Linked DNA regions of Mus musculus: region 2 is linked to region 1. Evidence: chromatin loops called from intact Hi-C (ENCODE). Cell type or tissue: left cerebral cortex. All regions are shown on one strand. Links, peaks and the distances in the headings refer to the core of each region. The heading gives the core; the rest is flanking DNA. Region 1 overlaps Ski (ski sarcoma viral oncogene homolog (avian)). Region 2 overlaps Morn1 (MORN repeat containing 1).

Region 1 (15,452 bases), core at 5,228-10,227:
TGGTCAGTACACAAGAGACATTCCCAGGCCTTTCTTGGGAAACAGGGCAGGGGTCAGGGGCTAGGTATCCTCTGAAGTTGCTTTGTAAGGTGTCTTTAACACAGCATCAAGAAAAGTCTTGATACAGTAGCCAAATCCTCATGATGCACAGTTCTTTGTTTGTTTGTTTCGAGACAGGGTTTCTCTGTGTAGCCCTGGCTGTCCTGGAACTCACTTTGTAGACCAGGCTGGCCTCGAACTCAGAAATCCACCTGCGTCTGCCTCCCAGGTGCTGGGATTAAAGGCGTGCGCCACCAGGCCAGGCTATGATGCACAGTTCTGTTGGCGGGAGCACATTCGTTTTGAGCCAGAATGACCCCTGCCTATCAACCTTCCAGAAAATGCCCCCCACCCTCACCCCCACCCCCATGCACACCACCACGAGAGCTGGACTAACTCTCAGTTCATGGTGTGGAAGGGGGAAGACGGAACATTGCCTCTGGCTTTGCTGAACCCCCGAACCACCCTGCAGACCAGCATGCTGTGGAGTCATGTGTCTTGCCCATTTGAACCCACTCCTGACTCCAGATGAGGGCAAGCTCTGTTCGAGGGAAGCGGCTTAATTGGAGAATGGATGACTTGGAAAAAGCAGAACTTTATTTCTGTTCGTTTTGGAGGCTTGAGCTTGATGAAAAGGAGCCTGTGCACACGCCATGTGTGTAATGCAGAGTGGTGGGCCAGGGGCACACTCTCTGCTCCACCAGTTCGAAGCCCTGGTTCTTCCTCCCACCACAGACTCTGTATGGGCAGGATGTGGCTGGTCTTTGGTCAGATACTGGGCAGTGAGTAGCCAGTGACTAGCCAACTCCTGCAGGCATCCTGTTTTGTGCACATCTTTGCCTTGACTACAGTGATCACTCTGGAAACCTGTTGGCCTCCGGTGTGCCTTAGTGAAGGGAGAGAAACCAGAATGGAAGAAGCAGTGGGAGAGGGCTCTGCCTCTCTGCTGGGTAGAGGCCACCCTCTCTCCATGATGTGTGTCCCTTCTGTCTGTCTCTGGCCATCTCATCCTCCCTTAGTAACCACTTCCTTCCCAGCCCAGCTCTGCAAGTCCCACCCACTCGTGTGTGGCTGCCTGGCTTCCCTTCCTGCTCCTAATGGTTCTCTCCTTGATTTTTGATTTGCCTCTCTTTGGGGTTGCCAAGAATGCCGGGGGGGAGCTAGGGGGTGGGGTGGAGTGGGGGGCACAGGAAGTGTCTCCTTTCCCATGACTCCACTCCAGCTTTGGGGAAGGGACAAACAGAAGAAAGCAGGAAAGGGGAGGCATGGAGGTGGCTAGGGCACTTCTTGGGCAGGCGTTTTTCTCTCTCTATCTCATACTGGGCACAAGACAGCTTAGCTTCCAGTTTCTCTGCTCAGATGTGCTTTAAGACAGTCCATGGGTCCCTATGCTTAGACATCTCCAGCTTCAGGACTGGAGTTTGGATATTCATGGGTTTAGATATTCTACTCAGTGTGCTCGGGTCCTGACCATGAAGAAGTTGAGTAGGAGAAATGTCTCAGTGGTTAAGAGCGCTGGCTGCTCTTCCAGTGGAACCTGGGTTGGTATCCCAACACCCGTGTGGTGGCTGACGCAGTTTATAACTCCAGTCTAAGGACATCTGACTCTGCCACAGGCACTGCATGCCCGCAGTTCACAGACACATGCAGGCAAAACACCCGTGCATATTTTAAAAAAGAAGTTGAACAGCTGCCACAACAGTTCTGAGCTGCTTGCAGTCCTGAGGGCCATTGCCCTGTATTGTGTCTGTTTCTATGGAGAAAAAAACAACGTGGGCGTCAGTTGGGGGAAGGGGGGGAGGAGGCGGAGGAAGCAAAGCAGACTGCTGGGTGTGGGTGGTACTAGCTGTTCCTCCTCTTCCTGGTGAGGCAGGAAAGGGGCTTCAGAACTGCTGTCCACAAGGCCTGTTACTCAGGTCCAGGCTAAATGCCATGTGGGGAGGTGCTGTGCCCGTGGCACTTCCTGTGTCACCTTCCACTGAAATAGGGGCTTGGATCTGCCTGCTCTCTATTCCCATCCCCCATTTTGGGAATGCAACTCCTTCAAAAGAAGGCTCTGGCAGCTTTGGGTTCTATAAATGCAGGTCCAGACACAGCAGCCTCACTAACCTTGGCTATGGGTTCTCAGGGGACTCTGGAAGTTTACCCTCCCCCTTGGGCCTAGGTAGCCTGTGACAGTGGTTTTATGCTTGTCTTGTTTTGACAGAAATTTAGGGCTTTGCTTCTCTTTGTAAAGATCATCTGAAAGAGATGTGTGCATATGACCTTGATTTGGCAGATGCTGGTGTGCAGGGATCCTATACCTCAGGCTTACTCACTGTCCTCATTGACCTAATGAGACTTGGGAGCGGTGAGTGGACACAGCCTTCAGCTTTGGACTGATCACGTGTATCCTTGGCCACAGGCCCACACTAAGACCCTGGTGAAGGATCAGTATGTATAATGGTTCTAATAACTTGTTTCTTAGGCACCAGTGTAGAGAGACTTGGGGCCATTTTCATAATAAGTCAAAAACTGTTGTTGTTTGTAACTTAAATGAGCAGAGGAAAGGACCTCCTTGTACCCCCAGATAAAGTTCTCTGATCTTGGGCCCATTGGGTATCCTTGGGCCCCATAGGAGCTGTTCACTGAGGGCAGTTTGTATGGCCCAGATATCCGTCTGCTAAATGAATTTCCATCTCTCTTAGCATTGGATAACCTGACATGCATGTGAAGGTGTGAGCAAACCAGCCGAAGACTTTTCCTTTGACTAGAAATTTGTTTCCAGGTTCCTGTAGGCAGTTAGTGTCTGCGAGCCCAGCCTTCCGGCTGAGATTCTCCTGCTTTGTCTCCCGAGAGCCCCGGGTCCAGCGGTGCTGCCTGCTGCGCTGCAGGCCAACACATTCTGACACCTTTGGTTTGAGAGAAAGAAGTTCTGACCTAGTCCTTTAGAGATCTCGCCTCTTGTTCAGTAAACCCTAACCCTGGCAAGTTACTGGTGAGGGGGTCGAGGCATCCATGCTGTGTGGGTGCCTCCTGCTGCACTGGGGTCCTGGCACCACGGAGTGGCCGAGTCAGAAAGCTCATGTCTCCCTGCTGGTCACAGTTGTATCTAGTTAGTAGCGAATGGTAATCAGGAATGTTCTACCATTTGTCCTTGTATGGAGCGAGTGTGAGGTACAGGTGTCAGAACAGTCATTTCCTTTGGGGCCACCAGGACCTTGAACACGTGTAATTGTTTTGTTCTTGAACACCGTGGAGAGCTAACACCATGGTTCCTTCATTGCTTGGTCCTCACACTGTGCAGTCTACTCTCTGGCTCACTGATGGAGCAAGGAACAGCGGGGTAGGATGTGTCTGTCTTGTATCATATCCCATGGCAGGTTTATAGCTGGGACACTGAGTGGATCTGGAAAGTCACCTCGTGTGGATGTTGTGGGCCTTCATGCTTTGCATATCCTACAGTCTGTCTGAAAAGTCTGGCCTTGAGGATGTCGAAAATGCTTGGAAGGACTCACCCCAACCCACCCTGGCTCTCGCCGGGCTCCCATGTCATGGATGCTCAGCACACAATGGCTTGGGATGGCAGGCAATATGAGTATGTGTAGCAGCTCTTCTAGCGTTGAACCCAGTGGTGAGGTGCTTACCACTGACTAAAAGTAATTGCAGAAGCCTGTTTTCTTCTCAGTCCCAGGCACCAAGCTTGGAAGCTTGTGTGTGCCTGGGGCAGGTGTTAGAACAGCCCCCTGTTTGTCCTCATCTGCTTCAGGAGGCTCTGTAGATCCCCAGGGCTGTGGTAATTGGCATTCACTCAGGGCCGCAGAGCTCCTTGCATGGCTGTGCAGGCTCTAGCCCTACCCTGCTCCTCTTCCAGAGCAGACGGAGGCAAAGCCACATGGGGGTGTTTTTATTTAGTCTTTGAAGACAGGAAGGTGTTGGCCCTGGACAGGAAATGTGGCCATGTGTTTTCTCTGGGCAAGAAGATTTCCAATTTAGAGGGAAATGAAAACGGCCAAACATTTTACTCTGGGATGGAGCATCAATGACAATGGGGCAGTGTCTTTGTACACGGTGCTGGGTTCTGGACAAGGGTCCACCTCATCTGCATATTCGTTGTCAAAGGTCTGGGTCTGGCCCTACACAAAAGTCTTTTGGCTGACATCCCCCCACACCCCCCAGCTATCTCTTTCCACAGGAGCACCTTGCCAGGGAGTCTCATGGGACCACCAGTGCAGAGGTCAGGCCACGTCTTTTTGAGAGCTTCTCTGGTACTTGCGGATATATGCTCAGCTATGGATAACTGTTCCCGCAGGTTCCCTTCTTACAGGGTCTTTAGCTATATCCTTAATAAATGACTTTCCTGGATAGCTGGACCTCCCCTGAGTCGGGCACATCAGTCCTCAGCCCTAGTGCATCGTCACACTGCCTCGAGTGCCATTTCTGTAAAGGGCTAGAGACATGATTCAGTGGCTAAGAGCATTTACTGCTCTTGGAGAGGACCTTGGTTCAGTTCCCAGCTCCAACAACCATCCCTAAATCCAGTGTCAGGTGACCCAAAGCATGTTCTGACCTCTGCAGCAGGCATGCACATGGTACACATGTTCTGACCACTGCAGCAGGCACGCACATGGTACACACATAACATGAAGTGAGTAAATCAAACTTGGGGTGGGAGTTTAGTAGGATTTATTTTATGTGCCTGGACCTTTTAAAGGACCCTGTGCCCTTCAGTGTTAGTTGCCTCTTGGAGTTCTGGGACTAGGAGAGAATATAAAAGCCAGCGGAAGCTGAGAGCTGGGGAGTAGAATTCAGGAGTGGCATTGAAGTAGTTCCAGGAGACAGAAGAGTGGGGGGTGGGCGGGCAGTTGGTGACAGGAGAAGCTGAGCTGAGCTGGGCCAGAGAACATATTGTTAGGAGACGTGAGAAGAGAGTATGGAGAATATAAAGGGAAGATCTACAGGAATGGGATTTGAGACAGGCTTTCTCTGTGTGGCCCTGGATGTTATGGAACTCACTTTGTAAACCAACCTAGGCCTGAGCTTAGAGATCCACCTGCCTCTGCCTCCTGAGTGTTGGGATTAAGGGAAAATTGGAAAATTTCCCAGCTCTTGGAAGGCAGAGGCAGGTGGAGCTTTGTGTGTTCCAGCACAGCCAGGGCTATATAGTGAGGCCGACCCCAAACCTACCCCCACCTAAATAGATAGATAGATAGATAGATAGATAGATAGATAGATAGATACGTGCAAGGTAGAGTGTCCCTAAGCTGTGAACGTAACCTATCACCAGCATCTACCTAGGCCTTGTTATTAGAACGATAGGAAAGTTGAGCATAGACTGTACTTTGTATGGATACCTGGTAGGCTGCGGTTGCCCTTCCATTGAGGAGTAAGGAACCTTAGGAGGCCAAGGAACAGAACTAAGTGTCCTCTGAGGTGAAGTGTTGTCCTGAAGAGTCCCTGCCTTCACTCGCCACTGGCACAAAGACCAGGATCCCTTCTGAACCCTAAGATGCTGTGGCTTTGCTCCCTCTTCTGTTCCTTGGCTCACATGAGTTCTAGTTCCTGGAAGGTGGCAGGAAAGCCAGAAGCCCTGGGTCCTAGGGGGCCTGCATGTGGTCCTCAGCAAGCTCTTTCTCCAGCATACCCGTAATTCCTGTGGCTTTGGGATCAACCGAGCTAGCCGTCTTTTCTTTCCACCAGCTGCTGTCTCGCTCTCCTGTCTGCAGCATTTACTGGCTGGCCAGCCTGGGCTATGCATTGTTGTCCATTCCACAGCCCTACAGAAGCGGGGGGGGGGGGGGGGGGGGGACTTGGGGCCTGTGAGAGGAGGGGCAGACTCGCTGTTCACTGGGGCTTGAGATGGGAGGGAACATCTCCCAGCTCAGCAGTGTCCCCCACGTCTCAGGAGAACTAGGGACTTTGCAAAGTCTTACGTGTGACTAACCTTGTCTGTTAGTGTCTGTTAGGATGAGAGTGCATGCTGGGACAGAGCCTGTGAGCTTAGAGGGCAGAGAGAATGACCTAGGGCTGGCAAGTAAGTGGCAGGAGACAGCTGGTTTCAAGATGTAGCTGACAGAACCCCGGGCAGCTCATCGAGGCTCGGGCTGGGTATTGAGTGAGCTGGGTTTAGTGTCGACACTTAAAAGTTCTAAGGACTTGGGTCAGTCTGGTCCTTTCTCAAGCCACGGCTCCTCAGTGCTGCATGTTGTATATGTTTCTGGTTACATGAGATGGGTCAAAACCAGCCTGCCACTTCCAGATGTTAGAGAGGAAGCCGGAATGTGCTGTTAGGGACCAAGTTGGTCAGGCCTTGAGGCCCATTTGCCCTGCTCTGTGCTATTGAGGGCTTGTTGTCGATGTGTAGGGAGTACAGGAGGTGGGAAGGCGAGCCCTCCTGCTGGCCTGCGGAGACTCTGTGATTCTGGTGAGTCCACCTTCCCAGAAGAGCGAACTGCGCCTGCAGTGGCATTCGCCTCCCTCACTTCGTGTCCTCCTCACTGCAGCCTGCAGCCTTTCCTCCAGCCCTAGATGGGAAGGCCTGTTTATCTTGATCAATCTCTGGTGAAGGGGTGGCAGCTGGCCAAGCAGCCATTACAGGCTGCCCCGCCCTTAGCGAGAGTCATCTTGATGGAATGTCTGCTGGGAGCAGCTGAGGGACGCTGGGAAAGAATAGGCCCTTTTGCCCTGCCCCCACCCAGACCAGAGCTCCCAGGCAGGGGCACGCCCACATCGCAGACTGCTGTTGTACCAGTGGCTGGCTGGCTGTCTTTGGGGCTCTGGCCCTTGCATTTTAAGTCTTTTAACAGTTACTTCCCATGTATCATCTAGGGAACATCCTATCTGCTTGGGAGCTAGCTTCATGACTCTCTCCTTCTGAAACAGGTTTGTGAGGAGGCATCAATGCAGTTCCAGAGGGAGCCCTGGAGTTGTGTCCCTACAAAACCAGGATGTATGTTCCAGTAGTGGCTTACTTGGGCCCTCGCTCTTCTCTGCAGGCTTGGCTGGCACGCTAGAGACTTGGCCTTTCCCATCCCATCTCCCCAACCAACCCATGAAAGAAATCCCGTCCCAAGGGTGGGCTCTTGCCGCTTTTTGACAGGTCCAGGTCCATGAAAGGAGCTTATTGTCAGACCCAACTCTCGGGGCTCCTTTTAGAGAGCCGAGGCACTCGCAGATCTCAGCGGGAGCCCGGGAGGGGAAGGATTGCTCAGTGGGTCCTCCCCGGAGGGAGAAAGAAGGCAGGCTCTTGCTGACTCCGTTTCTTTGGAACAGTATTGGGAGAACTAGAGAATGACCTACTTAAGGGAATCAAAGTCAGCCCCCGTAACTGTGCTTGTGCCCCACTGGGGGGCTGGGGCTGCCTTAGGAACCCAGTCTGCCGCCTCGGTAGCACAGTAAGGAGCCAGAAAGTAGGTTAATTTGAGCATGATGAGAGTGTGACTTCGGATGTGTAAAATATTAACGGCGATGGCAAAAATAGAAACTTCTAGAGCTGCGGACTCTCCAGAAAAGACCCGTAGCTCAAGCAGAGCCGGTTCCAGAGTGAGGCAATGTAGGGTTCACCTGTAGAAGACAGAAACCCGCTGTGGAGACCCTAGCTCTGTGTCACCTGTGGGAAGCGTTTGCTTCAACTGTAGTGTTCGGTTCAGGGTTGCCCATGTCTTGGTAGTTTTGCCTAAAGGAGCCCAAGTCCTCACTCCCTCACTGTAAGTCGAGTGACTACATTATTCTGGCTCTGGTCTGCCCTATGAAGGGGGAATGGGACATGATGATTCTCCACTGACTTATTGCTTATTAGTAGGACCTGCTGTGGCTAGACTGGGGTCTGTGGGTTGGCTGTGAGAATTTGGGACTCTGGGCTGCCCCTGGCTGCAATCTGGCCTCTTAACACTAAGGCTACTCCAGTCAGCCCTAGATCATATGGATGTACTCCACAACACATGACTTTTTTTTTTTTTTTTTTAAACCTAGGGCTCACCATTCTCGCTAGACTAGCTGTCCAATGAGCTTCCAGGATCCACCTGTCTCCACCCCACAGCTTTGGGTTTACAGATGCGCGGCACCATGCCCAGCTTTTATGTGGGTGTCAGGCATCCAAACGCAGGTCCTTGTTCTTGAATAGCAAGCACTCTACTCACTGAGCCATCTCCACAGCCCCCGTTGGCTGTCTGACAGGAGCCTTGTGTGAAGTGTAAAGAAAAGAGCTCTGGACCAGGCAGTGGCCAGAGTCAGGCAGGTCCTGGCCATGGGGGAGCCTGCAAGATGCAGCAGTAACCTTGAACCTAGTTGGAGTAGGCTCAGGGCTCAGTGTGGAGTTAGACCTCTTGACTCAGTGGAACAAGGATTATGGACCGTTTGCGTCTGTGTCTGACACTGATCGGATTCTCCTCGTTACATTAAAGAAAGCTTGTGGCAGGGCCCAGTAGAGGGTAGTCAGAGCCGTTGAGCTACAGGCTGGCAGTGGCAAGTCTTGTAATGCTGACTTGGGAGGGCCGTGGAAGACCCACTGACCTACTTTGAAAGAGAGAAGCCAGGAGACAGCACGTCGTAAGCCCAGGGCTTGCCCCATTTTCCTCTGACATTATGGATCCTCTGCACATGGATACCGGCCGCTCAGCTCTCTGCTGTTGTGTCTGTGGCCGACTCCATATTCTCATTTGGTTTCTTCTATTCTACATCTGAACACTTCCTGGGGGAACTAGTTTTTTCTGTTGGCATACCTGGTCTTTCTGGAAATGTCCTTTTTGTTCCTTTCCTGTGTTTCCGTTTAGTGCTCCTCTGTTGACCTGCTCAGTGATGAGGGCTTCCTCTTTCGTGTGCGCATCTTGAGTCTGTCCTGTACTCTAGGCATGGCGAGGCCTTGCGTTTCCTCTGAGACTGGTGTGACAGAAATTTCCAAGTGAACATTTAAAAAATTCTCACAACCTCTGAGTGAGTAAATGCCTCCTACTGGAAGGTGTTGCTGATTTGACGGCCGTAGCAGGTCGTGCTTTACGGGAGTAGAGGGGGAGGCTGGAGAGACAGACAGACAGACCGGGGGTTAGGAATGCGTGCCGCTCTATGGACTGGGTCACTGTGGGCCTGCTAGTGTTGTGGGTGTGGAGCAAGCACTGTGAGCAGAGGGTGCTGCATCCCCATGATGTCCTGTTGTTACCGTGGAGCGATCTCTGGACTAAAGGACACCGTCTGACATTCTGGGCTGTGATGCATGTTAAGGATCTTAGGAGATCCCAGCATGTTGAGTTGCTTTGCAGCTTTACTCCCCGCCCCCCATAACCCCCAGTGCAGCTTCCAGACAGCCAGGATATGATACGTTATTGGGACAGTTAATAACAGGATGTAGAATTTTAAGAAGGGACTATTTTGAAAGTCCAGTATCTTCCTTGTTCAAAGTAGTATACTATGAATAGTTTCCATCTGTTTTACCCTCTAGATGAGAGAAACTCACAAGGTAGACGACAGTTGCACTGATTTTATGAAGGGCCCCCAGCAAGTGACAGAGGATGAGGTTGTCACAAGATATGCAGCTGTCCCCAGAAACCGCACACCCCTGATAGTAGTCCTGACCCTGTATGCCTTTCTGCTCAGTAGTCATTACATACATTTGGAAACCATGGTGGCTACGTATGTAAATGACAGTTCTGGACCTTTATTGTGAGATTTAGAAATCTGAGAATGATGGGAAAAATTTTTCCAATGAAAATTTCTTTTAATAGAACCTTTGGGTGAATAAGTGCTTCTAATTTGAAGAAATTACTGGTTTGAAGTCTATTGTGAATTTGACCTTATGGGGGAAAAGGAGGGCTGGAGACATGGCATAGAGGTTAAAATGCTTGCTGCTTTCACAGAGGACCCAGGTTTGGTTCCCAACAATAAGACATTAGACACTTCTGGCTTCTTTGGGCACGTGTGCATACTCACATACAGATATATACATAATTAAAAATTAATACTTTAAAAACAAGGGTTTTTTTTTGTTTTGTTTTGTTTTTTTCAAGACAGGGTTTCTCTGTATAGCCCCGGCTGTCCTGGAACTCACTTTGTAGACCAGGTTGGCCTCGGACTCAGAAATCCGCCTCCCAAGTGCTGGGATTAAAGGCGTGTGCCACCATGCCCAGCTACAAGAACAAATTTTAAATTGAGCCATTACCAGGAAATATATGTGTTTTACTAAGGTTTTTCATTGAGTCAGATATGGTGGTATACATGAATCCCTGGCCAGCCTGGGCTGCTTCAGAGTACTAAATAATCCTTAGGCCCATGTTTGCCCGTGTGTCAAGAATGTCTATAACTTTCTAAGACCTCCCAGTGCTGGTGCCCAGGTTAGAGTTTTCTTCTTGTGGTTCATTATATGTGGTGGGTCACAGAGGTTCCAGGGGTGGTACAGTGTGGGGCGGGTCCCTGTGGTATTGGCCTGGTATTCAAGTGGGGCAGAGTGGAGAAAGGGCTGCCCTGGGAGAAAGCTGATTGGGGAGATTGGGTACTTGGAACACTGGGGCATGGAGTTCAAGTTTGAGTGAAGGGCAAGGCAGTGGCATAGGCTTGTCCTGACATCAGGACGTGAGCAATAGTAGTCTCTATTAATGGTGCCTGTCCTTGCCTGTGAGTGCTGAGAGCAAGTTTGCCACCCAGGATGGTGGGATTTAGGGACTAGGTGCTGTGAGAGTTGGGTGTTGAGACACCCCCCTACAAGAGGGACACTGCGGCAAACTTGGAGCCCCTGGATGGCCATTTTAGGAGACCTGTGAATATAGCTCTGTCCTAAGGGTTTTGTCTATAGAAGGCAGATGCCTGTGGTAGGACGAGAATCCACCCTGAGTCCCAGTCTTGGCTTGCCTCACTCACATCAGTGCCAGAATATCCTATTACTTTATGTCATGGCGTCTAGTACCCCGTGGTGTGTATATGCCTCTCATGACAAGGACTAGAATGCTCAGGAGAAGTCAGCCACCTGCTCTGAGGGTTCTCTCTTCCTTGTGAGATTGTGTTTTAAAGACCTTGCAAAGAGAGCTCCTGTTGTTCGCTCGCCTACATGTCCTAGTCTGTGATGCAGCCTTGGTGGATGGCGGCAGCGCAGACCTACGCACTCCTGCGGTGCCTTCTTGTGCAGCAGCATCATGGCACCTGGGTTGTTTCTCTGGTGCCACACCTGTGCTGAACTCTGAAGACGGCAGCTCTGTAAACCTCAGCCTTAGGCTTTGGCTTTCCACCAAAAAGTCATGGTCACATTTTTGGGTCTTTTTTAGCACTTTTTTTTTTTTTAATGATAGCATCATCTAACTCTTTTATAAAGTTGTGGCTTTTACCATGTGCCACCATCACCACTATCTCCATTTTCATCACTCCAGTATGAACGCTGGTATCATTAGCTGTCATTCTCTAGTTGCTCCACCCCAGCCACCAGCCACCTCTGATCTAAGTTGTTCCTGTATGTTGCTGTTAGAGACGTTTTGCACAAAGAAAACCATAGAATATGAAGAGGGGTTTTTTTTTTTTTTTTTGGTTTTGTTTTCTTCTATAACTGGCTTTTATCGTTTAACAAGATGTTTTCAGAGGTCATGTGCATTGTGACTGTTGATGCCTCCTTGTGAGGGCGGAGTGGGGTCCCAGGCTGCGGATACACCACTGTTCATCCATGTTTTAGTTCCTATTTCTTGGCTGTTGTGTGTACGCATCCATTCTGTTTCCCGTGGTTCTGGGAGACGGAGCAGGACTGGGATTGCTGGGCCATTCTTGCTAATACCAGTATTGTCCGGGTCTTTAAAACCATGCATGTAGGCACATGTACCACCTCACTGTGCTTTTTAATCAGAAATATCTATCCTGAGACAGTTGTGGGTGGAGGCAGTTGTGAGAAACAGTGCAGAGATTTCCTGCGTGGACCTGGGACTCTCTCAGTGGCAGCACCTTGCAGCAGCGCAGGACGTGCTGCTCAAGCAAGAGATTACTGGTCATTTGGCCCCCCTGGTTTCTTTGTTGGTTGGCTTTTAAATGGTTTTGGAGTTTGGTGCTGGGGAACAAACACGGGGCTTTCTATCGACACATCCTGCCTCCTGCCTACCATTAACTGTGGTTTTCATCCTGGTTGTCCTAGTGGGCATGAGATGGTATCTCATTGTGCCTGCCTTATTACTTACTACCAGGATGTGTTTGGTTGTAGAGGTCACAGACACCAGCCTTGGGTCAGGATGTGGGGAGAGGGTGCAGGACAGCCATGGGCAGTGTCCACCTCTGGTAGGGTAATTGAGGGCTTGGTGCATACTGGGTGAATGAAACTTGTTCTTTGTGGATCTTACATGGGGGTCCTGCTGTGAGCCTGGAACTGAATTGATGCGGACAGTGAGGATACTACCTGGGGCTAGCCCTCCCCAGAATCTGCATGAGACTGACAAGACCCAGGGCTAGGACTGATGCCATCCATAGAAGCCGTTGGCAGGCTGTGATTTGGTAGGAAAAGTACTTGTCCAGTTTGCTAAGTTCTTGGCTAGAGGGTCTATTGTGTTCTCTCCTTGAGAACAGGTATCATCCCTGTGTGCTAAGCTGGCCCTTCTCACTCAGGGGTGGTTAGGCTGTGGCTACAGCTGCCCAGACTTCCTTAGCAGCCTTACTGTAGCCACCTGGAATGGTATGAAAATAGACATAGCTACCTAGGCTGTGTTTGCCATAGTGTGTCCTTTGACACTTGACACACACATAGGCCTTAGAGTCTAAGAGCTGAGCAGGTAACCCATCAAGGTGAAGTACAGTCATTTGGAAATAGATGGCCCTAACCTTGGCTGCTACACACACACACCCTCTACATCAGTGGTTCTCAGTTTGTGGGTTGGAAGACCCTTTCAACAGGGGCCACATATCAGATATTTACATTATGATTTAAAACAGCAAAATGAAAGTTACAAAGTAGCGATGAAAATAATTTTATTGTTCGTGGTCACCACAACATGAAGAACTGTATGTATTACAGAGGTCACAACATCATTGTTGGGAGAGTCACTGCTCTACATGGGACCCTTATTTCAATACCTGTGAGAGGTCTGGAGATAGACATTAGTGTTTGACCATTTGCAGGCACAAAAAGAAGATTATAAGAAGCAGTCACCTGCCCTGTTGGCCACTTGTAGTTTCCTTGGTACACAGATCCCATTCTGGCTCTGTCTGTAGGCTGCACCTCAGGTGCATGTGAACTGTGCCCAGCGTCTCAAAACTCTGGGTAAGACGTTGCATCTTACTGCGTCGGGGTCCTTTGTGGGGCTGATACCCCTGGTGTGTCACCCCAGGTGCTGCCCACCATCTTCCTCTCCAAGTGCTTCAGACACATCCATCACGGGATTAATGTATTTCTACACTTACCGTAACCTTCCCAGTGGCTCTCTGCTGAGTCTTGCCAGACACAACTGGCGTTTCCCACCCCAGAGCTGTTTTCTGGTGGTGCTGTTGGATACTGTCCTTTGGGATCCATGTCAGGGTCAAAAGTAGAGTTTCCCAAGGCTCGGCCCACCAGACCTTGCAAAGCATTCAAGCTCAGGAGAGGTGTGTTTGAAGCATGCCTGGCTCAGCCTCACTGCTTTCTGTTAGGAAGCTACTGTCAACGAGCAACTCCCCTGGAATATGCAGGAGCTGCTTGTTCTTGGACACAAGCATAGGTTAGCCCTGTCCACCATCGCTGAGTTACTTCCAACCCTGGTGTACCATGGAGGTCCCAACCCTGAGGGGTAGCCAGGTGTATGGCCTCTGACTTTGGTAAAGTTGCTTGACGTTGTCTCTGGCTCCAGAATTGAGGTAACATCAAAATATCCTATTAAAGGTTTGCCCCCACTAAGGAGATCATGGACTCCCAGATGGCTCACATATGTTGCTCTTTGGGCCTGGGTGTGGACTATCTTTGTATAAATGACAAACCCCAGTGGCCAGGAGGTTTGAGGTAGTCATCAACAACATCACAACACTGGCAGAAGTTGCCAACCAGAGGGACCACAGGTCGACTGCTAATGTAACCTCTGAGGGTCCTTATGCATCTAGCAGAATGTCAGCTGGGCCCAGTCTATCTCAGTGTATCTATGTGTAGGCATCCAGGCCCTGACACCCTCAGGCAGAGACTACCTGCCTGTGCCATGATACTTAGTTGGGTCTTGGCATCTAGTGAATCTTCTATATGTGTGGCAACTCCTACCAGGGCAGACAAGGTGAAACCTCCTTTTTTTTTGCTCTAGGGTGTTGGCATCTCCTTGTATCTGGCTCTAGAATCTGGAAGAGAACAGCCAGCACTTTGTCCACAGTGAGCCAGAGTCTTAAGAGAGATGCAACTCACTTTCCCTCCCTCCCTCCCTCCCTCTCTCCCTCCCTCATTTCCTTCCTCCTTTCCAATTTGGGAAGGGACCTGGAGAGATTGCTTGGTGATTAGGAATTCATCGTTTGCTCTTGCAGACGACCTGAATTCTATCTCTAATGCCCACATGTGGTTCACAACTGCCCATAACTGCAGTGCCAGAGGCTCCAGTAGACACACACATAATAAACACATGCAAGTAGAGTGCTTAGCCAAGGGGTGGTGGAGCACGACTTTAATCCCAGCAAGCTGCAGGCAGAGGCAGGCACATCTTTTAGTTTAAGGCCGGTGAGTTCCAGGATACACAGAGAAATCCTGTTTTGAAAACAACAACAACAACAACAACAAAATAATTATTCATATAAAATGAAATAACTTCCCAAAGTATAGTTTTAGAGACTTACTTGTTTTAATTTGTGATGTGTTTAAATGCTTTGCCTGCACATACATCTACATACCCACCATGTGCATTCCTGGGGCTGGAAAAAGTCAGAAGAGGACGTTTGATCCTGTGGAACCTGAGTTCCAGATGACTGTGAACCCCTCTGTGGGTGCTGTGAATAAAACCCAAGTCTTCAGCAACAGCAGCAAATGCTCTTAACCACCGAGACATTTTTTTATGTTTGTATGTTTACATGTATATATGTTTGTGGGCCATGCCATGTGTGTGACTAGTACCCATGAAGGCCAGAAGAGGGCATCAGTTCCCTAAAACTGGCATTGGAGATGGTTGTGAGTCACCTTGTGAGTGCTGGGAACCAAATCCAAGTCCTCTGAAAGAACAGCCAGGGCTTTTACCCACTGAGCCATCTCTTTAGCTCAAGGGATGTATAGACAGCATTTCTGAGGGCTTCTAAATAGGTGGGTATTAATTACATGATGTCCCCACAGCAGAGCTGGCTCATACCTGGGAAGGCTGTTCCTGTCACAAGCCAATTCCGAGTCCCTTCCTGTCATTGCCCTTTAGTCCTCAAGGCTGGCACACGCTGCACAGGGAATGCTTAGAGTGAGGCAACGAGACCTCACAGACTTCTCCCGGATGACTGTGGCCCTTTCCATGCACAGAGAGCGGGGCCTAGCCTGCCTTATTGCTGTTGGCAGCTGTTGA
Region 2 (15,452 bases), core at 4,153-9,152, 53 kb after region 1:
TGCACCCAGGCTTCGGGGGGACAGTCACCTGTCCTGACTGTCACCTGTCCTACCCCATCATCACTGGCTACTGCCCAGCCCCACACCACACCAGGCCCTGCTGCGGGTACCCCTCACTTAAGTTGGTCTCTGTTCTTCTGAGCAGACCCCCTTCTCTCTCTTCTTGAGTGTCACATTCATTCAGCGCAGCCCCAACTCCTTACCCCTGGGAGAGCAGATACACAGTTTCCTGCAATAGACACACACTGTCCCAGGATATCCACATAGTACAGCCACAAGCACTTGAGCCTCTAGACACAACTCCTGTCCTCCCCCTTAACAGAGAAACAGCCTTTGTCCAGTCCCGTGTCCCCACTCTTCTCACTATTCTGCTCCCTGGGCAACTCTGGAGCCTTGTGCTTGAGCCCAGGCTGTGATGGTCCCACCTGGGCTCTCTGTCCCCAGGCTGCCCTGGAACTCACTTCTCACCCCTGCCCCCAGCATAAGACTGGTTCAGACAGAGCAACCCCCTCCTCAATCCTCAGACTGAGCCCTTCCCCTCTGCACCCTGAGGCTACCCATTCTTCAGATAGCCCTAGAGTCCCTCTCACCAGCCACCTCTTGTGTCCCCAGGGCTTGGTGTTCCCTTCCCATCATGCTACACAGACTGTTGCAGGTAACACCTGGGGATGTCCTGACCAGTTTTGCCCCAGCTGCCGGGAATCTCTCTGGTTGTGGTGTGTCCCTCTTACTCAGTTCACCCTGGGGCAACCACTTCACCTGTGTCCACCCAGTCTGCAAACGTGGTCCATAAGAGAGATAAGGCAAAAGCCTCCTCAAGGCTTAAGATCTTACTGCCGAGGAGTGATAAGCCACTGAGCTGTTATCAGATAGGGGAACAGTGCTGTCAATAGGAGTGTCTGCCTTCCAGCCTTGGACAGCTTCGGGTGGGGGCGGGGAGAGGGGCAGGGAGTCAGTCACTTGCAGGAGAGGTATTACAACACTTTACGCCACGCCATCCCTGCAGCTGAGAGACCACCCTGGGCTGTGGGGTTGGGGTTCTCACTTTCACCAGTTCTGGGGCAAGGGTTTTACAGCAGATACTTTGTAGCTACCGAGTGCTATGGATATTTCTGCTACATTTGTAGCTACCTAGCCTTATGGATATTTCTGCTACATTTTTGGAGGCTCCTCTGCCCTGGAGCTACATCTGCTTACCTCCCCCAATCCAAGGGCCCAGGGATGGGATTCTTAATCTTTGGAAACCAACCCTAAGGCCTGCCAGTGCTGGTGGCAATTATGACTTTATCAGCAAGATAAAGGTTGCTGGACCACCTCAAGGGAGGGGGCTGGAGTCAGGGAAGAGGCTCTGCTAGGGATCAGAGCAGGCAGCCTGACCTCTCTGTGAAGGAAATACCAATTAATTATCTTTTTTACAGGCAAACCAATTAGACTCCCTAATCACCTGTGTAGGACACGGAGGCAGAAGGCAGAGAAACTGCAGGAATAAACAAGACGGAGAGGACAGGCCTCACCGTGAAACAGCCGCCCTGGGCCCAGGGCTCGCCAAGAGGAGCACAGGCCCAAGGCTGAGATATTTTCTTTGTTTAAGTGAATTAAAAAACTCAAATGTTACTAGCCCCGAGGGGACAGAGTGGGCTCGCCTGGAGGTGACCAGACACAGGGCATTAGTCTTCCTTGTGCACTCCATTAGCCAAGGAACAGTGCAGGGCCTGGGTAAGTTAGCGGCGGTAGGGTTCCCATCAAAAGGACACCTAGAGGAGTTGTGCATCCCACCAAGGGCCAGACAGGCACCCTGGGTTTTGACAACCGCCCAGGTGTCCAGGTGAGGGCTTCTGTGCCGTCAGTATGGCTGCCCTGATCATCGAGGGATGCTCTTGTTCTTTTGGCCTGGCTGTGGCTGGAGCTAACCTGGAGGGTCTGCCATCTGCTGACAGAGGTTCCACCCCTAGAGCAGTGGGCAGCAGTGCCTGATTTCTATCCAGTCTCTGCACGGGCCTCCCTAGCACGCAGCCCTCTAGCTCTCAGATTCCTTAGTTAGCTTTCCACGGGCCAGCAATCACGTGCGGCACCCGGAGGCTTCCAGGACCAGAGTCTGATTAAGCACTTCTTACACAGCTTGCACACACCCAGGGATCACCCACTGCCCCCTTTACAAGTGGGGGAACAGGCCCAGGCACACAGGGCCACAGGGCCCCGAGTGCCCCACTGCTCTGCAGGTGACCTGCCCTATGGGTTGTTCTTACTTCCGGCTGGGCTGAGGAATGGTTTACAATGTCTCTCACAGTCTCCAGCTGGTGGCACTGTTTTGGGAGGTTGAAGAAACTCTGAAGGGAATCAGGTCACTGGGGCATAGATTTGAAGGTTATATCAGGTCACTGGAGCATAGATGTGAAAGTTCTATCAGGCCTCTAATCTACTCTGTGGTTTCTGTCCATCAAGAAGTGAAGATGGAGGTAGGTGAGCTGGCTCAGTGGGTAAAGAACTTGCTGAACAAGCCTGAGGACTTGAGTTTGGATGCCCAGTGCAGTAAAAGCTGTGTACAAGCACCTCCGGCTCCGCCTGCCACCACCACACACTAATATATGGAAAGACCACCTACCTCAGTTATGTGTTCCTGCTGCTACAACATCTTGCCTAAGTGCATGGGGCCAATTGGCCATGGATGGAAACCCTGAAAACCATGAGCCAAAATAAAACTTTGTTCCTCTGAGTTGCCTGTGTTGGATGCTGTGTCATAATGGACCAGAAGTCACTACTACAGGTCATCTGTCTGGTCACTAAGGTGGAACTGTCTCAGTTTTGGAGGGCCAATGTCTGTGTCTGCATGCCACATGACCCCTCCTGAGGCTATACTATTTGACCTGGGGCTAGGGGGCCTAGATGGAGAATCATCTGTGTAAATGGCTATTTAATGTGTAGGAAAATACACGCCAGTATCTAGCTTCACCCCTGCCCTGCTCCCTCTCCCCATAGGCCAGTTTTTGATGTTTTTTTTCTTTTTGAGATTTTATTATTTAATGTGTTATGGTATTTGCCTGCATGTTTGCCTATGTACCACATGCATGTCTGATGCTCGAGGGGGCAGGAGAGGCAAAGGGGCCATGAGGTGCTGTGGCTGCGCAGAGCCCATCCTTACTGCACTCAACACTTGTCTCCCAGGAGGGACCCAGTGTGGTCTCCCTGCGTTCCTGAAGCACAGAGAGTGGAACTTATCCTTACCTACGGCCCTGTTTCCCATACTCTGAGTGTTTTTCAAGAGCTTGCCTTGGGACCCAGAGTGTGAACACTGGAGTGACTTTCCTGCTTGAGTTCTTCATGGTGGCTTTAAAAAAAAAAAAAAAAAGGGCAGGGTTTCATTCTATAGCCCAGGTGGTCTAGAGCTATGGAGCACTGGCCAGCCTTGAAATCCGATTTCAACCTCCCAAGTGCTGAGGTAAAAGGCACGAGCCCCTGCCTGCCCATGTGACTTTTTTTAATTTTTTTTTTTCTGAAGAGCCCACGCTCTGTGCCACGCCTAAGCTGGTTGGAAACTCCTTTGTGAAACTCGCAGCCTCAGGCACGCGGCTGTTCCATGCCTGCCTCTGGAGCTCTGTGTCAGAACTGCCTTGGAACAGGGAAGCCGGCGGGCTGCTGCTGGCAAGCTTCCAAGACTTGGGCTAATTCGAGGTTCTTTCTGAGTCTGTTTCTGACACCCCCGCCCACTCCTCGCCTTCAGGAGGCTCTCCCCAGCCAAGCTGTTTGTATACAGTCAAACAGCAAGGCTGGGCCACTGGGACGGGAGCAGGCCCTGTGGGGATGCTGGAAGGGCCCCAGGCCAGGAGGAGCTAGTATGGGGGTCCCAGGTGCCTGCTTATGTGAGGTTCCTGATCACATTTCATCTGCAGGCAGCTCGCTCTGCTCAGAAGCGGCAGCTGTCTGGGGCAGCCGGTTGGTTAGCAAGAGCAGAAAAGCAGGCAGCAAAGCCAGCCCAGATACAAGTTTGGGTGTCCACTAAGCCCTCCTGAAACTTTGCCTCATGCTAAGTGGCTTGTAGCCTGGAGTATGAGACCCTTACGACCCTGGGCTGACTGGATACTCACAGTCCTGGAGCGAGCAGAGACTGACTGGAGAGCCCTGGGTCAAGGCCACAGATGAACAGCGCTCTGATCACGGGATTAGGAATGGCTAGGGTTCCCACTCTGTCCAACCTCATGCCAGCACTCAAAGAGAGCAGAGAGGCTAGGTGACAAGGGGTGCTGGCTATGGGGAGTAGCAGGCAAGAAGGGGCCACGAGGTCAGTATTGCAGCTGTTCTCCTTGACTTGGCTTCTCTCTCACTTCCTTCCTCTCTGTTCCTGAAGCTGGGTTAACACAGCATATACCTTAGGAGGCTGAGGCAGGGGAATCTCTTATGAGTTTAAGGCCAGCCTGGTCTACACGATTGAGTTCAGGACAGCCAGGACTTCACAGACCCTGTTTTGTTTTATTTTGTTTTTGTTTTTTGAGACAGGGTTTCTCTGTATAGCTCTGCCTGTCCTGGAACTTGCTCCGCGTAGACCAGGGTGGCTTCATACTCATAGACCCCCCCTCCCCCCACCGCCTCTTCCTCTTGAATGTTGGGATTAAAGGCATGCTCCACCACCACCTGCCTCATAGATCCTATCTAAAAAATTAAAAATGAAATGCAATAAAACTGGCCTCAAGGCTGATCAGGATGCAGGCAACCTTGCTACTTGTCTGGTGGGAGGGCTTTAGAATGGCCTAGAATCATAGGAGACTGCGATCTCAGCCCTGCGGGTCTCCTGAGACAGCAGGCATGAGACTGTAAGGCCTGGGGCAGTAGGGAGCTACTGTTCCCATGGAGACAGACCCTGGTCTGGAGATCTCTGCTTGTCCCTGCTGCCTCTACCAAGGTCCTCCATGGAGCAGACCATACTTACTTTCTCAGCCCCGCCCAGCCCCGGAATGGTTTCTGCATTGGCACAGTCAGCAGAAGATGACAGCAGAGTCAGCAGGGCCACCCGTGCAGTGACCGTACATGTGACTATCTACCATTCAAGATGCAATGCTTCCAGTGCAGATGGGGCCATCTGAGAGGGCCACTGCCCCAGGCCACTCACTGCCTTGACTTGCTGCCCCAGAAGACCTGTACCACGGTAGAGCATGCCACCACCTCCTTTCTGGCAGTGGTGGGGAGGCCTCCTGGTTCTGAGAGCTAGGGGGACTCAGATGTCCAGCTCAAAACAGAACAGTGGAGCCAAAGGTAGATGGGAAGAACCAGGCTTCTTTAAGGCTGCCCAGCTGCCCACGGTCCTACTGTGGACCATGGCTACAGAGGCCAGTGAGCTTCCTCATGCTTGGGCGGATGGGCACAAAAGGGCTGCAAAGGTGCTGCTCAAACCTGCCCAGCAACTGCAGGCTCTGTTAGGAAACTGCAGGCAGGAGGGGAGGAAACTGCAGGCTGTTAGGAAACTGCAGGTAGGAGGGGAGGAAGGTCTTTTCTTTCTTTACTCATAAAAGCTATTGGGGAGCGAGGGGTGTGGCTCAGTGGTATTTGTGTGCTGGTATTTGCAAGGCTCTGGCTTCCATCCCTAGTACAGCAAAAGTCCATCAAGATAAAGCGTCTCAGTTCTACAGACAGCTGTAGACACAGCCGATATCAGGGCCTGCAATTACCCTAAGGTTTCCCAACCTTCCACTGCAACTCACAGAGCACCTGTCCATGACAGGAGCTCAAGGCCAGAGACCGTGGCCTCTTCCTGACTGCTGTGACCCTGGGACTTATGAAAGTTCCAGGCTACGCCCTCTGGGGAAAGTCTGTCTGTCACAGGTCCTATTATAGTTAGAGGCAGACTGTGAGTTTTTGGCAAAAGTGGCCTCAGGTCTGCTCCCATTCTTGAGTGGAACGGATGTTCTGTGAAATTACTAAGGGTCCACTCTGGGGTTTGGTGACAGTGACAGCTTCCAAGCTCTACTGGGCTCCACTATTTCTTTCCCTTGGACTCTGCAGGGTTTTATGGGGCTCCAAGGCCACATAAAATGCCACATGCCATTAGCCTTCCATGATATCCCAGATATGCTTCTTCTAGATTCAGGCACACTACTCAGTGGCCTCTAATTCGGGGTCGTTCTTCATTTTAACGCCCAGTTGTCTCAGGCTGGCCTGCAGTGCCTGCCCCATGTGGCTGGAGCGCCCACCTCTGGCAGACACTCTTACTGGTTCACCTCCCATCCAGCTCTGCCGGGCCTCACCTCTAGACAGGTTCTCATGAAGCCAGTGTGAGAGCCTCCAGCACCGGGTGCTGGGCCTGCTCTCTGCTCTTGCGGTGGGGGCTGCTCACAGGCCCAGCTGTTTGTACACAGGTACACAGGTCCACATCCAGTCTACATTTGCCTATAATTCAGGTGCTGTACTCAAACGCCCTTTGGCTTCTGAGGGTCTCATTTTCCATATCTGACCCCTTGCCTCAGGGCTCTCAAGGCAGGGACTCTCTGGATCTACTCTAGCCATGCAGTGAGCCTTCTTTATGCCACTTAGGCTCTCTCTTCCGTGCTCACAGGGGCCCCAGATCCCAGATATGTCCTCATTATGAAGACTTAAAAATTTTAGGATTGGGGGCTAGAGAGATGGCTCAGCCGTTAAGAGTACTGACTGCTCTTCCAAAGGTCCTGAGTTCAAATCCCAGCAACCACATGGTGGCTCACAACCATCCGTAATGAGGTCTGACTCCCTCTTCTGGAGTGTCTGAAGACAGCTATAGTGTACTCAAATGTATTAAATAAATAAATTGTTTATTATAAAAAAAAAAAAAAATTTTAGGATTGATTGGCTTAGGACAGAGAGGGAACCTCTGGGGCAGGTGAGATAGCTCAGCAGGTAGAGGCCTGCTGCTAAGCCTGAGTTTGATCCCCTGGAACCATAGAGTGGAAGGAAAGAACCAACGCTGGATAGCTGGGCTCTGACTTCCACATCTATGCCACAGCATGAACACGTCTTCTTCCCATAAATAAAGACAAAAATAGAATTAAACCCCTTTTTATATGTGAAAAGAGAGAACCTGTGAGAACTAAGAAGCCCTAGGAGAGGGAGACAGTGATAGAGATTTAACTTTACTCAAGAGAAAAACAGAACGAAGTCACGCTGAAGGGGCAGCTGAGTCTTGGGGGTGGGGGAGAGCAGAGGTGTCCTCCCCCTCCACCCTGCCTGCATGTCAAACAGCAGGCTGAAGTTACTCAGGGTTAACAAGAGGGGACCCTGCACACAAGCCCTCTGTGTGTCTGCATAGACTGGCATCTGAGCAAACTTCCACTTCCATCGCTGCCTTGGTATGGGAAACAATACATATTTTTATATTATATTTTTCCGGGACTTTCCCTCTATATAATAATTTGTTACAAAAGAATTTATAGTACAAACTTCACTTTAGAAATATGGCTCTCTTGGGCTATTCTGCGGTAATTAACCACAGACAATTAATATTAAAATGCAGTGTCACCCTGCGAGGCGATGAAAATTTCCAGAAATTCTCTGCTAGACATTACGCCACTTTATTGGCAAGACTGAATTAGTGACAAAAGGGCACCTTGGTTTTTAAAATTGCCATACAGTAACAGTTGATTCTTCACAGATCAAATTCAATGAATACTCAAAATCATTTATCCAACACATGAAAAAGAGAGACCATTCAGACCAATTGGAAACATGCAGCAGGATGGTTTTGTGCATGAGTGACAGAGAGAGATGTGGGGCAGAGAGAGAGAGAGAGAGAGAGAGAGAGAGGAGAGAAATCTGACCTCTTACTGCAATGGCTCTTCTAAGTTCCCAAAGCTAATTTGCAAGGGATTGTCTGAGCCACAGGGCCCAGAGCCCACCTCTCCATCCTGCAATCAGCAGCCTGCACCCACCGTGTCCACCCGCAATCATCCGCACCTGCCGCATGAGTCAATGGGCCCAAATTGCGGGGCGCGGCAGACGCCCCACCGAGAACAAGGAACACAAAGGGCTCTGCGCTTCAAGCTGTGGGTGGGAATTACAAAAGGTTAAGAGACTAAATATAAAAAGCCCTTTGAATATAAAATCAATGTGCTTTGTTGCTAAAATCTGGGTGCTGTAATTTATCCAAAATAGGACTTGCAATATCTGGCAATAATCCACGCCTAGGAATTGTCGGTTCTGCTCATCGAAATGCAAATAGTCTACTGGAAACTTAAAAACAATTGAAACAACTGAAATATTTCATACCAACAGAATAATGAAATACCATATTTTGCAATTACCTATTACTGACTTTAGGGCTCCCGACGCAGAGCGTATTGTCTCTCTTCGTTTTATTGTTTGTGAAAGTGGAAACGTGAGTTTTTAGAGGGTTTGTTTCCTGAATTGTCTGGAATCCCAGACCAAGGAAACCTGAGACCCTGAGTCCCAGTTGGAGGCACAGTGGGCCAAGGCCAGGGATGCCTCAGAGTAGTGGCCTCAATGACCTGGTAGCTGGCACATGCTTAGAAAACCTTAAGAAGTCTACCTACAGGTGGGGATAAAATGGCTGTCTGACTCCAGTCTCCGTGGGCAGCAAGCTCTCTGGGGAATCAGTAGCCGCCACCCAGGGACAACGCCTCCTGAAGCCCCTCCTGCCAGCTGTGTCTAGTTCCCTCTCACCAGGCCACTGTGTCACATGTAAGCCTGTTATCTTTTAGTCCAGAGGAACTGAGGGGAGGTTGGGGGCACCACTTGTCTGTAGAGGGGCAGGGCTGTTCCTACCTTGGGAGATGGGACTCCCTCTACCAATGGCTGCTGGCCTCAGGCTTTGGGAACACATTGAAACACTGTAATTGCTTTAAAGTGTGTGCTGCCTCCCGCTCTGCTGTAGTTTCAGGTCTGACTCATGTGTGCTCTGTGTTTCACCCACAGTCTCCTTCTCTGCTCCACCTCAGGGCAGCCTGACCTCCAGGCTGGTTTGCTCCAAACAGAAACCCCTTGGCACCCAACGGTGTGAAACGGAAGGTTGGGTGAACATGCTGTCCTCTAGGGAGTACATGGTGGGAGTGGGCTAGGTGGCTTGTTCCCCTCACTCTCACATCAATGACCCCAAGCAGAGACTGCTGGTCAACCTGGAAAACTGCATATTCGAAGTCAGCTGAGGCCATTGTGGCCCTTTCTACGCTCCCTGCTGCTTTGGCAGAAGCAGCCGCCTGGCCTGCTCACTACCAGTGCTATTACAGCCACAAGCCCGTTGTCATCATAGCCCCGCGGTCTGGGGTGTTAGAGGCTGGGCTGCAGGGCTTTGGGAGTCACAATGGGACAAGCCTTTGTCACAGGTCCAGAGTCTGTGCCTAAAGTGGTGACGGGGAGCGTCTCCGATATCCACCTGTGTACGCAGCATGGATGGTGTACCTTGATGGAATTTCTACTTGCCCAGTGTCCAGTTTCCCCTTCTTCTCTAACAATGGAGCCTAATCTTTGTTGGCACACTATGCTTATCTCTATGTGACAGATATGTGGCTATATGATTGAGTTCTGCCCCTCATATGTTCTCCTTCCTGTTTAATAAGATTTAGCATGATGTCAGAAGCGTCTAGGATCACGCCATGGTAAACAAAAATGACATAGAGCAGAATAAAAGACAGGGAGCCAGGGCTCCATGGCTGGTGACAGACTGCCCCTGCCCCTGGCTTCTGTATGAGGAAGAAGCAAACACCAGTGGAGAGGAAGTTACTACTGTGTTGTTTGGTAACAGCAGCCGTATCTCACCCTGAGCACTCATCTGGCTCACAGCAAAGCTGTATTTGTCGGGAGTGGGGGGGAGGGATGAGACCCACCCTTGTCTCTGGCTGTGTGCGTGGCTTCTTCTTGTGGTGTCTTATGTGCCCTAAGGCGTCTCAGCGAGAACAAGAGCCGTGAAGCTGCCCATCCCCATCACGCGGCCTTCACACAGTTAATGTCTCCTGACTGAGCTCTGTGGGCTCGTCTCTGCCTTGCTCCTTGGTGACTTGTCTAGAGGTAAGTGGACACTTCCTGAGATGACCAAACACAGAGTCAGGACCTCCTGTCCACAGGGCCCATGGGACCCGGCCCCTTCCCGTCCAGCATAGGAAGCGGCTCTGAGCTCTCGCTGCCCCTTGGTCCCTCACATAGCATTCAAAACCACAGGGCCGGAGGTGGCCTCACAGGCCCTTGGCAAGGATCTGCCTAGAAGGGAGAATGCTGGCACCAGGGACCCAGGGAGAGAACAAAGGCATGCCAGGGACAAGAGCAAGATGATCAGTTTCTGTTTGTTTGTTAGTTTTTAAATACTCAAGTCCACTCTAAGGACACAGTCCCTGGTCCACTTTCCCTTTATACAATAAAACTGCTTTGGCTGGAATCTCTAGGCACAGCTTGGCACTTCTGTGTAGGGCTTGCCTTCTAGCTCCTTGTCACAGGTTGAGGCATGCCTTCCCGGATGCCTCCTTCCTGCCAACCCAGAGAGGGGGCTCTAGGGGCAGCCCCAGATGTGGGAGAAGCCAGGCCCCTGGCAGCCCAGGCTGTGTTCTAAGCTGCGACATTCAGGCTTCTCAGCTACAGGGGCGCTCATTGCGTGGTGGAGGGTTTCTTTTTCAGACCTTGCTCTTGCCCAGGACAGTTAAGCTTCTGGAGTGACTTAAAGGCTTTGCAGAAAGTCTAGGGAGGAGATGCAAGTGGTCAGTGGGCTCCTCCACTCTCTGAAGAGCTCCAGGCCAGACTAGGAAACTGGAGATGCTAGGTGGGGGCCCTGAAAGTTCTGCTGGGACCACTGGGGCAGAGCAGTCAGGGTGTCTTTGTCACTGGGTATAAGGCAGACTAACAGGAGAGAGTACCTGGAAAGAAAAGGCAGCTTTGGATGGTATGCTGATATCAAGCAGGAAAACTAGCTTAACTGGATCGAAGTTTGAAAATGAGTAGTACAGTAAATCTGTCTAGATGGATCACAGAAATGAAGGGTAAGTCTGAAGGATGGCACGCACTCCAAGGGTGTGCTCTACTTTGTCACCACTGGCAGGGCTGGGCTGGGGGACAGGTGAGGGGAGCACAGCCGCCTCTCCTGGGCTCCTGCTGTCCCTCTTGGCTTGAGCCTTTGCACTTTCCTGCCAGAGATCTGGGTCCATCACACGCAAATGGAAGAATGCAGAAGGATGGAAGGAGCTGTAAAGAGCAGAGCACTGTCTCTGCTCGGTCCTGGAGCCCCTGGGGGCTGACAGACTCCTGCAGAAGGATGGAAATTCATGGGCCCTTGCCTGGAGAACAGCTCAGCTCCCAGTGGGATCCAAGGGCCTGAAACTGCCTACTGGGGCCAATTCTGGACCCTTTACCCTATCTGTTGTGACAGATAGGCAGACAGAGCAAAGAACAAAGATTTACCCATTTCATGAGACTCTTGGGCAAGGAAGTTTTAAGGAAGGTAGAAATAGGTAGAAAGCTATTTTCTGGACCCTTGGTCTGCTACCTTGGTTCGGTCTATTTAAGTGCGCCTATCTCACCTAGCCCTCCTATACACGGTGAGGGGTAGGATGGTCGTACACGTGGCCTGTGGAGGTTGGTGACCTCATTTTACAGAATCAGCAGAGTCCAGTTAGACAAACGGAAAAGGCATCCAGGCTCTCACAGCCGGGTCCAGGGGTGCTGGACAGCCCCCCAGGAGCTCCTAACGGGGAGCAGTGACCAGGGGTGTAGTCAGAGTGTTTGCCTAGAATGACCAAGGTCAATATCAGACTTCAGGTATCAGATTCAAAGCTTCGTGGTTCTTCTGAAAGGAGACTCATACTTTTTGTGATTTCTGGGTGCCCTGAGACCCCAAGGTGACAAACACCTCACAGGTCTCACGTCGAACCTGGCCTTGGCTCCTATGTTAATCCTGAGTGTGCTGGGGTCCCTGGGACCCTTGGTAAGTAAGCTTGGCTCCTGTGTTAACCCTGAGTGTGCTGCAGACCCCTGTGCCCCCGTGTAACCTCTTCTTAGATTGTCCTATGATAATATCACATAGACTCTGAGCTACACTGGGAAGCTGCCTGCAGGAGACAGGGTAGGCACTTTTCAGCAGCATAGAACAAGTTCTGAATTCTGGGGCCTGGTTTTCATTGAGACAGCAGTACTTGGCTCTGAAAATCTCTCAGAGCAGAAGGCGTGGCGCCCAGTGAGTATTTTTATGCAGAAATATGAGAACTATTCTGCCAATGCAGCATGAAATTGCTCCTATGACTGAGGTGGAGACAGACGAAGGGGGAGATGGACTAAGCTGCCTCCTGGGGTTCACTGGATCTGCCAGGCCCCCAGGCCAAATCAGCATGGCTTCTGTTCATGGGTACACAGGGTCTGCTTGGCCTCTGGAGCCCGTAGCTTGCTCATAAGGAAAGAGTACGAGCCCCACCCCAGGCTTTGTGTCTCTGTGGGGGGTCTGCAGCCTTTGCTGCTTCTCAAGATGGCTGTCTGGACAATCCTCTCGTCAGAGATGTTGCTGACCTGGCAGGATTTCTGGGGAATACCCCAAGGTGTGTGCTGCCCAGACTTTGACCTTTCACCGCACCATTCTCCTTTTTTGTCCTTCCTCTACCCTGTGAATAACAAAACTGCAGAGAGCACAAGCCATCAGCAATTGTCAGGAGTGTCGTGGAGGGCCATGGGGCCCAGAAGCCTTGGCATGAACCCAAGAAGGCTCGGGAGAGCATAGGCACCACAACAGGTAGGACAGCCTGTGACACTGTGACAAGCCAGGTAGGACAGTCTGTGACACTGTGACAAGCCAGATGAGTGAGGTCTGCTGGGGGGGACGGGGGCACAAGGCTATACAGCCAGGATAGCACATGGGGCAGAGTTAGAGTACAGGAAGCTCTAGCCTGTGAAGAGGCTAAGCCATCGGAAGAGAGAAGAACAAGGGATGGAGGGAGGGAGGGAGGGAGGGAGGGAGGGAGGGAGGGAGGGATGGAGGGAGGGAGGGAGGGAGGGATGGAGGGAGGGATGGAGGGATGGAGGGAAGGAGGGAGGGAGGGAGGGATGGAGGGAGGGAGGGAGGGAGGGATGGAGGGAGGGGTCATTTCTGCCCAATGCCAGCGTGAAGGTTCCTGGGCTGAGGCAGATAAAAGGCAAGAACAGACCTGGGGGCAGGAACACTCTGTGAGGGAGTTGTGTCAGGGTGGGAGTAAGCCTAAATGGAATCTTCAGGGTAGCCACGTGACTGGACAGCCACCTGGTGATCGAAGATATGTACTAGCCCCAAAGAAAGGGACTCGACTTAGGGCTGTGTGTAGTTTGCAAGGACAAAGGGGTGGGGGCGAGGTAGAACTCTGGCTTCCATTGGCAGCCACAGTGAAGCAACAGGCAGGTGGGAAAGACACGTCTGAGGTATACTTGTAATGACCAGAAATGTTCTATCAAACCCTGGCAAAAGCCAGGAATTCTGGGTGGCATACACCCGTAACTCTAGTACTAGCAGGGCTGAGGCAGGAGGAAGACGTCTGTATGGCCTACATGGCAAGATTGTTTCAAAACTTAACTAAGAATCCAACCGCTAACTACTCCAGGGTTATATAGAAGCCCCGTGGGGAACTATGAGGCTCCATGCCACATCTGCCCTTGGTTTCGGGTCTGGTGCTACAGTTTTCTAACACTTGGTTTTGCCTTTCTACTCACCTAGGGAAGCAGTTCCTAACATGTGACTTGTGACCCCTTCAAGGGTTAAATGACCCTTTCACAGGGGCCACATATTAGATATCCTGCATATCCAATATTACATATTATAACATATCTAGATGTTACATTAGGATTCATAAGTGATAAGATTACAGTTATGAAGTTGAAAGTAACTCTATGGTTGGGGGTCAGCCCAATGTGAGGAACTGTAGAGTAAAGGGTCAGAGCCTTAGGAAGGTTGAGAACCACTGACCTAGTGTCTGCACTCTGCCTGAGAGCCAGAGCGAGGATCCCAGTGCCGGGGACTGGGGCTCCTGGCTGTCCATCCTGAGTCAGAGTCCACAAAGGGTCCTAAACACAAGGTGTGATTTTGCCTGGAAGGCACCCTCTTACAGGACCTTCTCACTCCTGTTAAGCGCCCCAAAGAGTCCAGACAGTGGTGGCTCATGCCTTTAATTCTATCATTTAGGAGGCAGAGGCAGTGGATCTCTGTGAGTTTTTGGCTAGCCTGGTCTACACGGTGAGTCCCAGGACAGCCAGGGCTATGTAGAGAGAGCCTGTCTCAAAACAACCAAAACCAAGGAAAAAAGACATAAACAGTATTTGTGACATATCAGAGTGTAAGAGAACATAATGCCACCAGGCACAACAGACTGCAGTGATTAAACTTCAATTGCATGAATAATTCTCAAACAACTCAAAGGAAATCTGGCTTTGAACTGGTGGACCTGGCCAGGGTACAGGTCCTTCCTGGCTGAGAACCAGGACATACATCTCAGTGAAATGTGAACCAACACACATGAAGTGACACTGACCGGAAAGCAAGGCAGCCTGTGACCAGACAGGGCCACGAACCCACAGCCATCTGTACTGCTGAGCTTAGGCTGGGTCCCATGGCTTTGACCTGCCTAGGACCACAGGCTGCCCTGCAGACCCCATAGCTGCTGGGGTTGTGTGGTAAGGATGCAGGCCACAGGATCACCCAGGATGGGAAGCCCTATCCCGCCCTGGCCCTGTAAAGGCAGCTGGCTATACTTTCTCTGCTGATGGCCGCTCAGGCCTGTATGTACCCAAGCTTCATGTCTCACCCAGGGCCACCGTGCCTTGTCACTGACACACTCAGGTTCCGAGGTCTCTGTTCCCTTGGATACCCCTGACTGCTGCTATGACCCGCTCACCTGGCAGGATGCTGAGGGTGTCTCCCTGGCCATGGAAGGCTCCTGAGTCCAGCACAGGCTCTGAGTCTCTCTTGGAGAGTAGCAGGTCAGCTCTGGCACTTTCCACAGTAGACCCAGGCTCTGGCCCCCAGGACATGGGCACAGACAGGGGGTAGGAAATGCACTGGAACCCACTAGGAAGGAGATATCAAATACCGAAATGAGGTTCAAGGGAGCGAGGACAGGGGGACAGAGGGAAGGGGATGAGGCAGCCCACAGTCTGTATATGCCCTGGCCCTGACCAAGGCCAAAGAAGACTCAGTGAGTGGCTTCTTTTCTATGTCCCGTGTCTGCTCACTACAGGGCATGCAGCTCCCTCAGGCCCCTCACTCCCGTCAGTCCACCTGCTTCTGTTTCTACCTTTCAAAGTCTAGTTGGTTGGCACTGTGTCCCAGGCCTGCCCTAGTTATAGTACATGGGACATTTGGGCAAGAAGAATGTAGGGACCTCTCTCCAGCCTAACCTCGTCAGTGCCCCAGGGAGGGTGTATCGTCCTTACAATGGGGTCTGGATGGGTGTCTCCATGTAGTCTTCATCCATCTTGAAAAAGCTGACCTCAGAGTATTCTGGGAGTTGCACATATCTGACTCCTGCTGAGATCTTCAGGACCCGGCC

The links. Peaks named below come from ENCODE experiments on the same cell type or tissue, not always from the same donor. Only the 100,000 strongest peaks of a DNase experiment are listed, where the experiment ranks them.
Region 2: it touches region 1 in a loop (1.8-fold over the local background); 1 of 42 quality-filtered maps calls a loop at or near these places.

What each region holds. Positions count from the first base shown.
Region 1 is chr4:155,164,834-155,180,285 of GRCm38, reverse strand. The region is part of intron 1 of Ski (ski sarcoma viral oncogene homolog (avian)); the gene reads left to right. Among named protein-coding and RNA genes, the nearest start is that of Ski, 50 kb to the left of the region's middle. In left cerebral cortex, for the core only: a CTCF peak has its summit at 7,873; DNase peaks (open chromatin) are centred at 6,629, 8,103 and 8,910; H3K4me3 peaks cover 236 bases; H3K27ac peaks cover 2,236 bases.
Region 2 is chr4:155,110,936-155,126,387 of GRCm38, reverse strand. It overlaps Morn1 (MORN repeat containing 1), which reads right to left. Exons shown (of 14, transcript NM_001081100.1): 9 at 15,337-15,452; 10 at 14,799-14,971. Among named protein-coding and RNA genes, the nearest start is that of Morn1, 32 kb to the right of the region's middle. In left cerebral cortex, for the core only: a CTCF peak has its summit at 6,183; no DNase peak of the experiment used is centred there.